Regions from separate parts of the Homo sapiens genome. Here region 2 is linked to region 1. The links are chromatin loops, found by intact Hi-C in ENCODE. Cell type or tissue: PC-3. All regions are shown on one strand. Each heading gives the region's core, and the rest is flanking DNA. Links, peaks and the distances in the headings are about the cores only.

The links. A loop is a pair of places that touch in the nucleus more often than their neighbours do. Peaks named below come from ENCODE experiments on the same cell type or tissue, not always from the same donor. Only the 100,000 strongest peaks of a DNase experiment are listed, where the experiment ranks them.
Region 2: a loop joins it to region 1, with 6 times the contacts of the local background. A loop is called at or near these places in 1 of 110 quality-filtered maps.

The regions. Positions count from the first base shown.
Region 1 is chr1:215,515,252-215,521,023 of GRCh38, forward strand. No RefSeq gene overlaps it. Among named protein-coding and RNA genes, the nearest start is that of KCTD3, 49 kb to the right of the region's middle. In PC-3, for the core only: a CTCF peak has its summit at 2,528 (motif pointing left); a DNase peak (open chromatin) is centred at 2,550; H3K4me3 peaks cover 646 bases; H3K27ac peaks cover 422 bases.
Region 2 is chr1:215,111,545-215,117,316 of GRCh38, forward strand. The region is part of intron 2 of KCNK2 (potassium two pore domain channel subfamily K member 2); the gene reads left to right. Among named protein-coding and RNA genes, the nearest start is that of KCNK2, 32 kb to the left of the region's middle. In PC-3, for the core only: no CTCF peak of the experiment used is centred there; DNase peaks (open chromatin) are centred at 2,757, 3,017 and 3,297; H3K4me3 peaks cover 1,120 bases; H3K27ac peaks cover 1,703 bases.

The DNA.
Region 1 (5,772 bases), core at 1,479-3,978:
ATAAACATAGAGATAAATAGAAAGAATAAGTTATAATATGTGATAGCCCAGTTAAGGTGAGCCTAAACAATAATTTATCGTATGTTTCACAATATGTAGAAGAGAAGATTGGAAATGTCCCAACACAAAGAAGTGATAAATGTTGAAGATGATGAATATCCCAATTTTCCTGATTTGATCATTACAAAATATATGCTTTATCAAAATATCGCATGTACAATTGTAATCAAATATTACATGTACATATATAATATTACATGTACATATATAACATTATCATGTTAATGAGATACATGTACAATTATAATGTATCAATAAAAAAATTTAAGGGCCAGGCGCAGTGGCTCATGCCTGTAATCCCAGCACTTTGGGAGGCCGAGGTGGGCGAATCACCTGAGGTCAGGGGTTCGAGACCAGCCTGACCAATATGGTGAAACCCCGTCTACGCTAAAAATACAAAAATTAGCTGGGTATGGTGACACATGCCTGTAATCCCAGCTACTTGGGAGGCTGAGGTAGGAGCATTACTTGAATCCAGGAGGCGGAGGCTGCAGTGAGCCAAGATTGTGCCACTGCACTCCACGAAGAATACTGAAAAGCCCAAGAGAAAAGTCTAGAAAGGATACTGGAAAAAAGTGAACTATTTAACATTTTTAGTAGAAACTTCATGGTTGAGGAGGGGGAAGAAGCCCTGATTTAGGCAGGCCAGAAGATGATGGGTGAAATATATAATTAGGTATTTGGTGTGAAATCTACTCGGTTTCCAACTCGTTTAAGGTTGAAGATATCAATTTGTCAGTCATGTTAATAACTTTTATTTGTGTATATGTAGTTATATGCCAGAAACAGTATATTTTAAGCCGTACATGAGTTTCTTATTTCATTCTCACAAAGGCACTATGGTGGTAGGTATTTATTATTATCCTGATATCACAAATGAATAAAGATTAAGTAATTTTTCCGAGACTTCTTCTTATCCTTAAGAAATGGACTCACAGTTTGAACCTACAGATTCTGACTCCATAGGCTCAGTGTTTAATTGCTAACAAGGTGGTACCTTCCCATTGGAACAGTCCATCATAATGTCCCCTCTAATGGTATCTTACTTTCTTTCCTTACCTTAGGTTATTTTAAATATATAGAAGTAAAAGATTAAAAATGAAACGTAGTAGAAAGGTTCTAGTATATGCTACTTTTATTAAGCAGTATTTTGTCAATAAGTTTAGCAATATGTATTCTTTCATGAGTCTAGCATAAAGATGATAATGAATCTACTTGTCTTTATTTAATTCTCTTATTCTAATGTATTTAGAGCTCTTTAAAGGGATATGTAATTAAATTACCAAGAATTATTGTCTATTTCCACTGGCAAGAATGAACTTTGATGATTTTTTTCCTTCGGTCACAGTAACGTAGTTAGAAATCAGACTTTCACTTGAAAAAGCAAAAACAACCCCATATTCCTAGCACCAAACTCAAACAAATACCATTTCTATAATAGGCATATACAAGAACTTTTCAGATGCCTTGAGTTAATAGCCTTTCACAATAAATTATTTTTTAACGTTTAATTATTATGGCTACATAATAGTTACATGTATTTATGTGGCACATGTAATAATATTTTGATACAAGCATGCAATGTATAATGGTCAAATCAGGGTAACTGGGATATCCATCACCTCAAGCATTTATCATTTCTTTTAGTTAGGAACAGTTTGATTTCATGTTTTTAGTTATTTTGAAATTTGTAATAAATTATTGTTAACTATAGTTACCCTGTAGTTAACACTAGATCTTGCTCCTAGTACAAACACTAGATCTTATTCCTTTCACCTAACTGTATTTTTTTGTTTTGCTTTTTCAAATATTATCTAATTTTGTACATCTTTTGACAGTGGCATTGTGATATTAAAAGCAGGACTCTGTAGACTCACTAGAAAAATAGCTCAATGCTACAAGGTTATGCTTTGTCATTCTAGAGTTCAGCTTCTTTGATGACTGGGATCATATTGTATTCATTTCTATATTCTGAGAACTTGCACAATTATGTACAAAGGAGATATTCAAAAATACCTATAATAAATTAATAAATTGATTAAATATTTAAAAAGAAATCACAATTTTATGAAACTCTTTTTTTGAACTCCAATATTTAAAAATTCATGTATTCAAATACTGCAGAAGTCCAGCAGGAAAATGTTAGCAATGCCTCTGTTTATTCCTCCATCTGCTAGCATGAATCATAATTCACCTCTTCCCCTTTCCTCACTGGTGAAATCTATACGAAGACATACTTATGTAGATTATATAAACCCTTCTTTTCTGCTTAGTCATTGCAAAGTTAGAATCCTACGCACCATATGTGAGAAATCCCCCATCAATTAACAGACCCATGAAAACTACTCTGTACCCACTGTACTTTTGACTTAGGGGTTCTCCACCAGAGGTGATTCTGCTCCCTAAAGTGTTACCTGGCAATGTCTTGAGACTGTTCCATCTTCACAGCTTGGAGTGCTACTGGCATCTAGTGGGTGGAGACCAAGGATGCTGCTGTACCTCCTACAATGCACAGGACAACCCCAACGACAAGAATTATTCAACCCAAAATGTCAATAGTGCGGAAGTTGAGAAACCTCAAAACTGGTTCCCAGATTCTATTATTCACAGGAAGTTGTTTTCTTACCAAGGAATTAAACTCAAATCCAGGGACAGAATAGGAGTCAGATGCTAAGCTAGACTTAGAACTAAAAGCCAGATCAGATGTTGTGGCATAATATCTCGCATATAAATAGATTTGTAAATGTTAATTTTTTGCATTTATAACGTATTTACACCAGAGTGAAGACTCGGGAACCAGATTCCCTCAGATTAAATCCAAGTCCTGCCACTTACTAGCACGGCAATTTTGGCCAACTTAATTTCTATTCATCAGTTTCTGCGTCTGTAAAATGAGAATAACAATATATACCTCTCCTGGTAGTTGTGAGAATGATATTAGTTAATATTTGCAAAGCACTTAAAACAGTATCAAGCGTATGTTAAATACTGGTATGTGTCAGCTGATAGCACTTTTATAACTTATCTTTCTAATGACTGTAAAATGCAAGTCTACAATGCAGGACCACCTTCCTGGCATCAAAGTTTGAAAGAAAAGAAATCAGATTCCTTGGTATGTAGAATAAATTATATAGATATAAGCAAAATTCTATCTGGAATAGCCTGATAAACTGTTGTTGTTGTTGTTTTACTTTCCATAGGTCATCATTTTTAAGGCACATTTTTTCAAATTTGAGAATTCTTAAAATTGGCATATTTCATCATTTTTAAGGCACACTTTTTCAAATTTGAGGATTCCTAAAATTGGTATCTTACCAACATGTGCTTTCTCACACATCACTCTCAGCCAAATTGCAATCGTGATCCAGTTATTATTAACTATCTACCCACAAACATGGTTGTTGGTCCTTGCAATATGACTGAATAACTGCAATCTTGATGCTTCAGCTGATAAATCACTTAAGGGCCATTTGAGGAAGGTGTGTCCTTCCTGATTGACATCTAAAAACCTTCTTTCGGCACTTCCTGGTCAGATCAAGAAAGCTTCATCACCAATACTTTCTGCAGCAGCTTGTAAGAAAATCTTACTGACAGTAGTGAAGTCTTGATGGAGATACTGATCTTAATGATTTTGAGACCAAAAAAAAAACTGTAAAAATAAACTGTAAAGGTGAAGAGGTTTTAGGAATGCCTTAAGCAATTATTTCACTTACATTTTTCTCTGTACAAGAGTAATATGTAATAAAAGTTTATGTTTAAATAAGTTTAAAAAATATCTTTTGTGAGTATAAAAGTGAACACTATTTGAAAAAGCATTTATTTGCAGTTTTTTTTCTTAGTGCAACTTAGCAAACATTAGCACACCTTACAGATGATAGCATCTTAGGGTTGATGAAATTTGGTGGTCAGAGCCACAATCCTTAGCAACTGGAGTATGTGTGCCCACCAAGTTCAATGGCCTCCTCAATGGTCAGTGACAGATGATCTAAGATAAAATTTGTTCCTACTATCTATTAAAATGAGTTACTAAAAATATAACTACCATATTTAATAGAAAGTGACAATATAATTAAGAATATTGCATTTTTCACAAGATTTCAGTTTAGAACTACTCATCTTTACACATGCTTGCAATATTATTCTCTTTTTGCTTAGTTATGAGAACTAAAAATACTATCTTAAGCCCCCCAATTGACTAAATGGACCTCCTCTTGGCCAAGGGGACCTCAGAGAAACCGTAAAAAAGTGAGTTCCAGGCCATGATGGAATGGGAGGTCAGACATGCCTCATTACACTCCCACCCTCTTGCAGTTTAGACACAACTGACCAGCATTAACGTTAAAATAGAGATCATAAGACTGATAGAATGGACTCTTGGGGCAATAATTTACCAAATTATAAACAGGACCAAGGCCATGCCAGACAATGGTTAAGTGATGCATCCCTATACTTAAAGAATAAACTATGGGCCGGGTACAGTGGCTCGCGCCTGTAATCCCAGCACTTTGGGAGGCCGAGGCGGGCAGATCACCAGAGGTCAGGAGTTCGAGACCAACCTGGCCAACATGGTGAAACCCCCCCAGGCGTGGGGGCATGTGCCTGTAATCCCAGCTACTCCAGAGGCTGGGACAGGAGAATTGCTTGAACCCAGGAGGCAGAGGTTGCAGTGAGCTGAGATTATACCACTGCACTCCAGCTGGGGTGACAGAGCAACACTCCGTCTCAAAAAAAAATTAAAAAATAAAGAAAGAATAAACTATGTTCTAGTTGCCGTGAGTTTTTTTTTTTTTTTTTTCCTTCTTCTTCTTCTTCTTCTTCTCTATCACCTAAATAAGCACTGGCCTAGAAATGAGCAATACTGAAGCAAGTGGATTTCACCACTACCAGACACTGACTAACTGACCTCCCTCTTCCACAAGCCATAACTGCAGCTTTGACTGGACAAGACATTAATTTTAATAACTTTATCCTGATAAGAAGACCACTGATTATAGACTGGTTCTGGCCAATTTACAAAGGCTGCCCACTTGAGTGTCTTCATGTTCCTGCTTCACCTTTTGATGTATAGGCCTAATTGTAATACATTTAAATGTTGTCTCCACTTCAAAGTGAACATGGGTTGCATGCAAATGCATGTTTATTTCAGTACACATTCATTAGGACCCACTTCATTTATAGCTCCTCCTATAACCTGTTGAGTATGTATACTTAGCAAACCCATCAGCATAAATCCCTTTTCCACCTTCTCCTCCCACAAAGTGCCTGCTAACTGCTTCTGCCAGAGGCTATGCTTCCTAGCCTCTCAGGATGGGTACCTTGCAGGCCGTAACCCTTTATTTAAAAAAAAAAAAAAAAAATCTCCTTTCCAAATTTATAGACTGTGTGATTTTTAAATTAATAGTTAACTGTTACTTGTCCTTCATATCTCAGCTTTGATGGCAGCTTCTCTTAGCTATCTATTCTGATTCCCTAGACCTGGGTGAGGTGCCCATCAATGGTTCCCAGAGCACCTTGGGAATGAATCCTCTTATTCTTCTATTACCTATTGATTATACTTGCCTGCAGTCCTTGAAGGGACTCAGTCTTGATCTCTGCTGTTGTGCCGGCACCTATTATGGTGTCTAGCATAAACACAAAGTGCTCAAAATTTATTTGTTTAACTGAATACCCCATGGTCTTTTAATGGAGACTTGGGAAAAAAACACACACATT
Region 2 (5,772 bases), core at 1,661-4,160, 400 kb before region 1:
TCTAGTAAATTTTTCCACTAAATTATTGTATTCTTCAGCTCCAAAATTTCTGTTGGGTTCTTGTTTATATTTTATGTCTCTTGTTGACATTCTTATTTTGTTCATACATTATTTTTCTGAGCTTGTTGAACGTCTTTATGATGGTTATTTTGAATCTTTATGAGATAATTCATATGCCTCTGTTACTTTAGGATCAGTATGCGGAGATTTAGTTTGTTCTTTAATTGGGCCATGTTTCCCTGTTTCTTTATGTGCCTTGTAACTTTTATGATTGGATCTACGCATGTGAAATAAAGAGTCACCTCTGTAAATCTCTAAGGACTGGATTCATGTGGGGAAATACCTAATCACCAATCAGCCCTAATCAGCCTGCCTAGAGATTCTGTGGGCCTCAAATCTTTTTTATAGTTGTGCGTTCTCTGGACTTGTGCCTGTAAGTTACCAAGTACAGGGATTTACTCTTTTCTTTTTCAGGGGCTTGTAATCTCTTGCTCTCTCTGGAGCTACCACATGCTGCTCAGCTCTTCTTTGTTCTCAGTGGCTCCCAGACTTCTAGAGCGTGTTAGGTCCTGTTAATGCTGTTAGCTGGACAAGACAGGCACCAGTCCCTCAAGAAGCCTTTTGGAAAGTCTGCTTGCTGGACATATGTTTCAGTCAGTCTTCTCTTTCCCTCCCCTGGGAGAAACCCAGTGAGACATGATTAAGGTGGAAGACGGTAGTATTGACAATCCTGACCTTGTGCAGGCCTAGGATGATTTGTTTGTGTCTTAGTTTTTTTTTTTTAAAGTGCTTAAAAAGTTAAAAAAATTAAATAGTTAAAAAAAAGATTATGGAATAAAGATATAAAGAAAAAATATTTTTATACAGCTGTACAATGTGTTTTTGTTTTAAGCTTAGTGCTAGTACAAAAGTCAAAAAATTAAACAGTTTATAAAGTGAAAAATTTACAATTAGCTAAGGCTAATTTGTTATTGAAGAAAGTTAGTTTTATTTTAAAAATAGATTCAGTGTACCCTAAGTGTACAATGATGTCCTAGGCCTTCACATTCACTCACCACTCACTCACTGGCTCACCCAGAACAACTTCCTGTCCTGCAAGCTCCATTCATGTAAGTGTACCATTTTTTACTTTTATACCCAATTTTTACTGTATCTATCATATGTTTCCATATGCTTAGATACACAAATACCATTGTCTTACAGTTGCCTTAAGTATTCAGTACAGAAAAATGCTGTACAGGTTTATAGCTTAGGAGCAATAGGCTATACCATATAGCCTAGGTGTGCAGTAGGCTATCGCATCTAGGTTTGTGGAAGTACTCTCTATGATGTTCACAAAATGATGAAATTGCCTAACCACACCTTTCTCAGTATCACATTTCTCACTATCGCAAACTGACAGAATACAGTGTAGTCACGTGTCGCTTAACAGTAGATGACTATACTGTATTCTGACAGTTCATGATAGTGATTTTATGTCTACTCAAAAATCAGTAAGCATAGAATATACTACAAATGATTCTTGAGTAGTTAACATTATACTGGACACATAGGCCATATGCGACATAAACATATAAGACAAGGCCTGATGACTATTTAGAATGCATCATACACGTGGATAAAATAAAATGTTCACCGACGTTCAACTTTATGAGTTAGTTCTTTAAAAAATTCATTTATGAATGTATTTTTTTTGCTTAGAACTTTCAGTATTTCCACATAGAAATAATATTGTAAATGATAGCTATATGCAAGGTGAGGCAACCAAAGCAGTAATACAACTGAACTATTAATATAACCCCAAGACCTGAACCTGGCTTGCCAAGTTATTTTATTATTCTTTTGGCATATTTTACTTATTTTGACCAAGTGACCCACTTAGCCTCTTTCTGCCTCAGCTTTTGTGAAAGATAAGTATGTATCTGATTCCTCTTAAGTAACACTATATGCATAATGCTCACAAGGTTCTGGTGAAGCCCCTCCGGTCTTGCACTGCTGTTTCAAATAGTTAGCTTAAAGAGAAGTAGCTGTCTAGAGGACACCCAACATATTATTTATTTTTATTTTTTTGAGACAGAGTCTTGTTCTGTTGACAGGCTGGAGTGCAATGGCACGATCCCGGCTCACTGCAACCTCCTCCTCCCAGGTTCAAGCGATTCTTATGCCTCAGCCTCCTTATTAGCTGGAATTACAGGTGTGCAACACCACGCCCAGATAACTTTTGTATTTTTAGTAAAGATGGGGTTTTCCCATGTTGACCATGCTGGTCTTGAACACCTGGCCTCAAGTGATCTGCGCAACTCGGCCTCCCAAAATGCTGGGACTACAGGCATGTAATCCCAACAGATGTACAGCCCCAACAGATATACAGCAAGTGATTAAAAATGAAAGTGTGAGTGAGGTTCAAGTGTAGTTAGTCATCTCCTAATGCCCATAACCTTTCCCCTTCATGCCTCTTCTGAATCCTCGAGAGACTGCATGTTGCTTTTTTGTGACTTTTGACTTTTCTCTTTCCCTGCTTGGTTTAAAAGTTTTCTGCATGTTTCACCAACATAAACATATTCTTGGATTGTGGGAGTTAGGAGACAGATGAAGTGGAGAGAAGACCCACCAGCCTCATGCTTATTATGAGAATTCTGAAGCATCTTCCCTTTCATAGGGTGCTGTGCTCTGAAGCATTGTTGAGATTAGTATCTTAGTTGTGAATGAAGACAAACAATACAGTATAAGTGAGTGACTAATGTAGAAAACATGAGGAAAGGTGCCAAGTTCATTTTCAGCGCTGATGGTTGTGGTGTGACACTCTCATGCCAGCCAAAGAGGTGCCTGAGGGAAAGGTTTAATTGCACTTTTGTGTAATAACTACTGGACAGGTGTCAAAGGGTAGCTCCATTATTCCAGTTGGCTCAAAAAAGGGCAAGAAATTCTATCAGGTTCTTGTTTCTCAAACAAAATAGAGTTCAACCAATTCAGTATTTGCTATAACTGGTGAGTGTATGGGTGTGTAATTGAGAAAGGCGGGGGAAACTTGGAAAAAGCTAAGAAGCTAAGACAGAATCAGTATGAATCACTATGTTTTGGGAAGTTATATATTATTTTTGCTGTCTTGATTTTGTGACATTGAGCCAAGAAATATAAACATATTAAACAGTTTTGCAAGACTTCCTTTTCTCTGCATAATGTTAGCAAGTCATTAATAAACTTCCCATGCAGTATATTAAGAAGTTTTACCTGGAGCCTAAAAGCACAGAAATTTCTTGTAGGTTATTAATGGCAATGAGTCAACTCACTCAAAGTGAGAAATACACATTTTATGGGGCCTGAAACAGGATCTGTCTATCAGGATATTATTGGAATGTCTTAGTATAGTGCCTTTACTCATGACTAATTTGGGTTGTAGGAAGTTTGATTTATTCAAATATAAATTGTGTTAACTGGTTACTTTGTCAGGTGTGTGTGTGTGTGTGTGTGTGTGTGTGTGTGTACAAAGCTTGAGATTTTCAATCATCACTATGATATTTTAGTTACTATGATTTTTTAATTTCAGTTCTCACTATGATTCTGGAAGGACAGGAAAAAATCCTTTTGTTTTTAAAACTTACATAAAAATATTGCCTTTCTGTGGAAACTTGAATAATTTTCATAACCATTTCCCCTGCCTGTGATTACCTTTATATAGGTACAAAACACTTTCTTTTTGTTTAAACTTGTATCCATTATGGAACTATAGGCTTAAGTGCATTGGGAAATCAAATGAATAGAGATTAGTGACATTATATTGGAAAAAAACGAGAGGTTTTCCAAATTTAGGAACCCTATGGATGTGTGTAACTGACAGAGAAAAACATCCTTTTTCACATTTTAGCCTTTTTCTTCTCATCAGTTTAGAAATTCAGGCCTTAGAAAAATAATGTGTAAATAAATGTTGGTTAGTGTAGCACGCCTTGGGCAACATGGTACAAAAATATTGTTTCAGGTACTGTCTCCCTGATCTCAGTCTCCTGCCTACTCAAATCCTATTTTAAGGACAACCTCTTTTAAAGGAACTGCCTAGATAAATATCTTACTGTCCTAGAACTGTGTCTTCCTTACTAACTAAACAACCTTGATCTTTTTCCTCTCTCCTTGCCTTTTGGTTTCTTTCTGACTTCTTCTTCTACCTCCTTCTCTTTCATGCTTTCCTTTTTTTTTTAAAAAAATTAATCTTTTTCTTCCACTCATGCTGAGATGGGGTAGAAGGTGGCCAGAAAGATAGACAAAGATTAATGGTCCCATAAAATATTATTCCATACAGTAATATGGAATCTAGGAAGACTCATGGAAAAATGCACACCAGGGAAATGCCGCTTCAGTGTGCTTGCTTCACATATGTAGACTGGCTCCTTTAGAGTTGCACAGGGTCTTCATCATGTTTTTTTTTTTTTTTTTCTATACACCACTGTGCTCATTTCATTGAGGCTCAAAGGAAAAAGAATTTCAGTGTTTCAAGTTCAGCCCTTGCCTGATATATAAATCTTCCCTGTAACAAGTCAGCTAATGGTTACTTGCCCTTAGACATTAGACAGGTTTACTCAATAATAGAGGAATAGTTATGTAAACTATGTTAAATGTAGCTACTCAGTGAGATATTGAAGTCCTTAAAAATGATAGCTCTGAAGACTACAAAATGCCTTGGAATATGCTTATGTTATATGAAAAGAGTTTTCAGCAGATTTATTGTTACAACTATTAAAACGTGAATATATGCATGTTGCAAAATACTGTTTTAGGAACCGTGACTGATTTTTTTTCTTTAGTATTATTTTTCCAAATGTCCAATAATATGTATATTACTTTTATGATTAAAAAAATCTCCCTAAATGGATATGACCAGGAAAGACAACCCAAATACCCAGCAGTATGCTTCATGGTTTCTGGCCCTTCAATGATATCTGCTCTCAAATCTGTTGTTCCCTGCTTTGGATTTTAAGCTTTTGTTTCTACTAACAGAAAATAAATTTACACTTTCAAAAGAGCAAGAAAAAAGCTGTACACTTCATTAGTCTGTTTAAAAATAGCTTTGACACTCGATTGCATAATCCCCAAATGGAAGGAAATATATCAGAAGGTAAGCAAGATATTTACTTTTAGACGTGCTTCCTTAAAGTCTGGTGTGCAGAAACTGCCTTCTGTAGAAAATAATATCCCTTTTAAGTAATAAGAATTAAATTTTATTTTTATAAAGTCTTCATGAAATAAATATATTTTGACTCATATTTTTGTAAGAAACATTATGGCATATTGTTTCTTACAAAATCTTCCTTACAAAATATGCTGGGGGGGGAACCTTGAAAATATGCTTATCAGTCTCTAAGTGTAGTATGATTTAAACACCTATGTTTTGTATAAAATATGCAAAGTACTACTCCATTTCTTTTCTCCACATGAAATCAAATATATATTTTTATAAAGAAAAAGATTATTGATGCTAGGTTTTGAAAATCTAACATTTGTCAGTACTCTATAACATTACATTTAATTGTGGAATGTAACTTTGTGATTTCTGCATTTTATATTTAGACAGATGCCTCTATTTTTCCTAGAAAAAAATAAAACAAGTACCATGTCCATATAACTACAGAATTTCTGAAAAACTAGTTTCATGTAATGAGTCACAAAATTTGATATCAAATCACAGATATATGAATTAACTTCTATAAAATTTAATTATCTTAAATATTAAATAGTATCTCTGGATCTCTCAGATGTATGCAAAAATGGAATACAACTTGA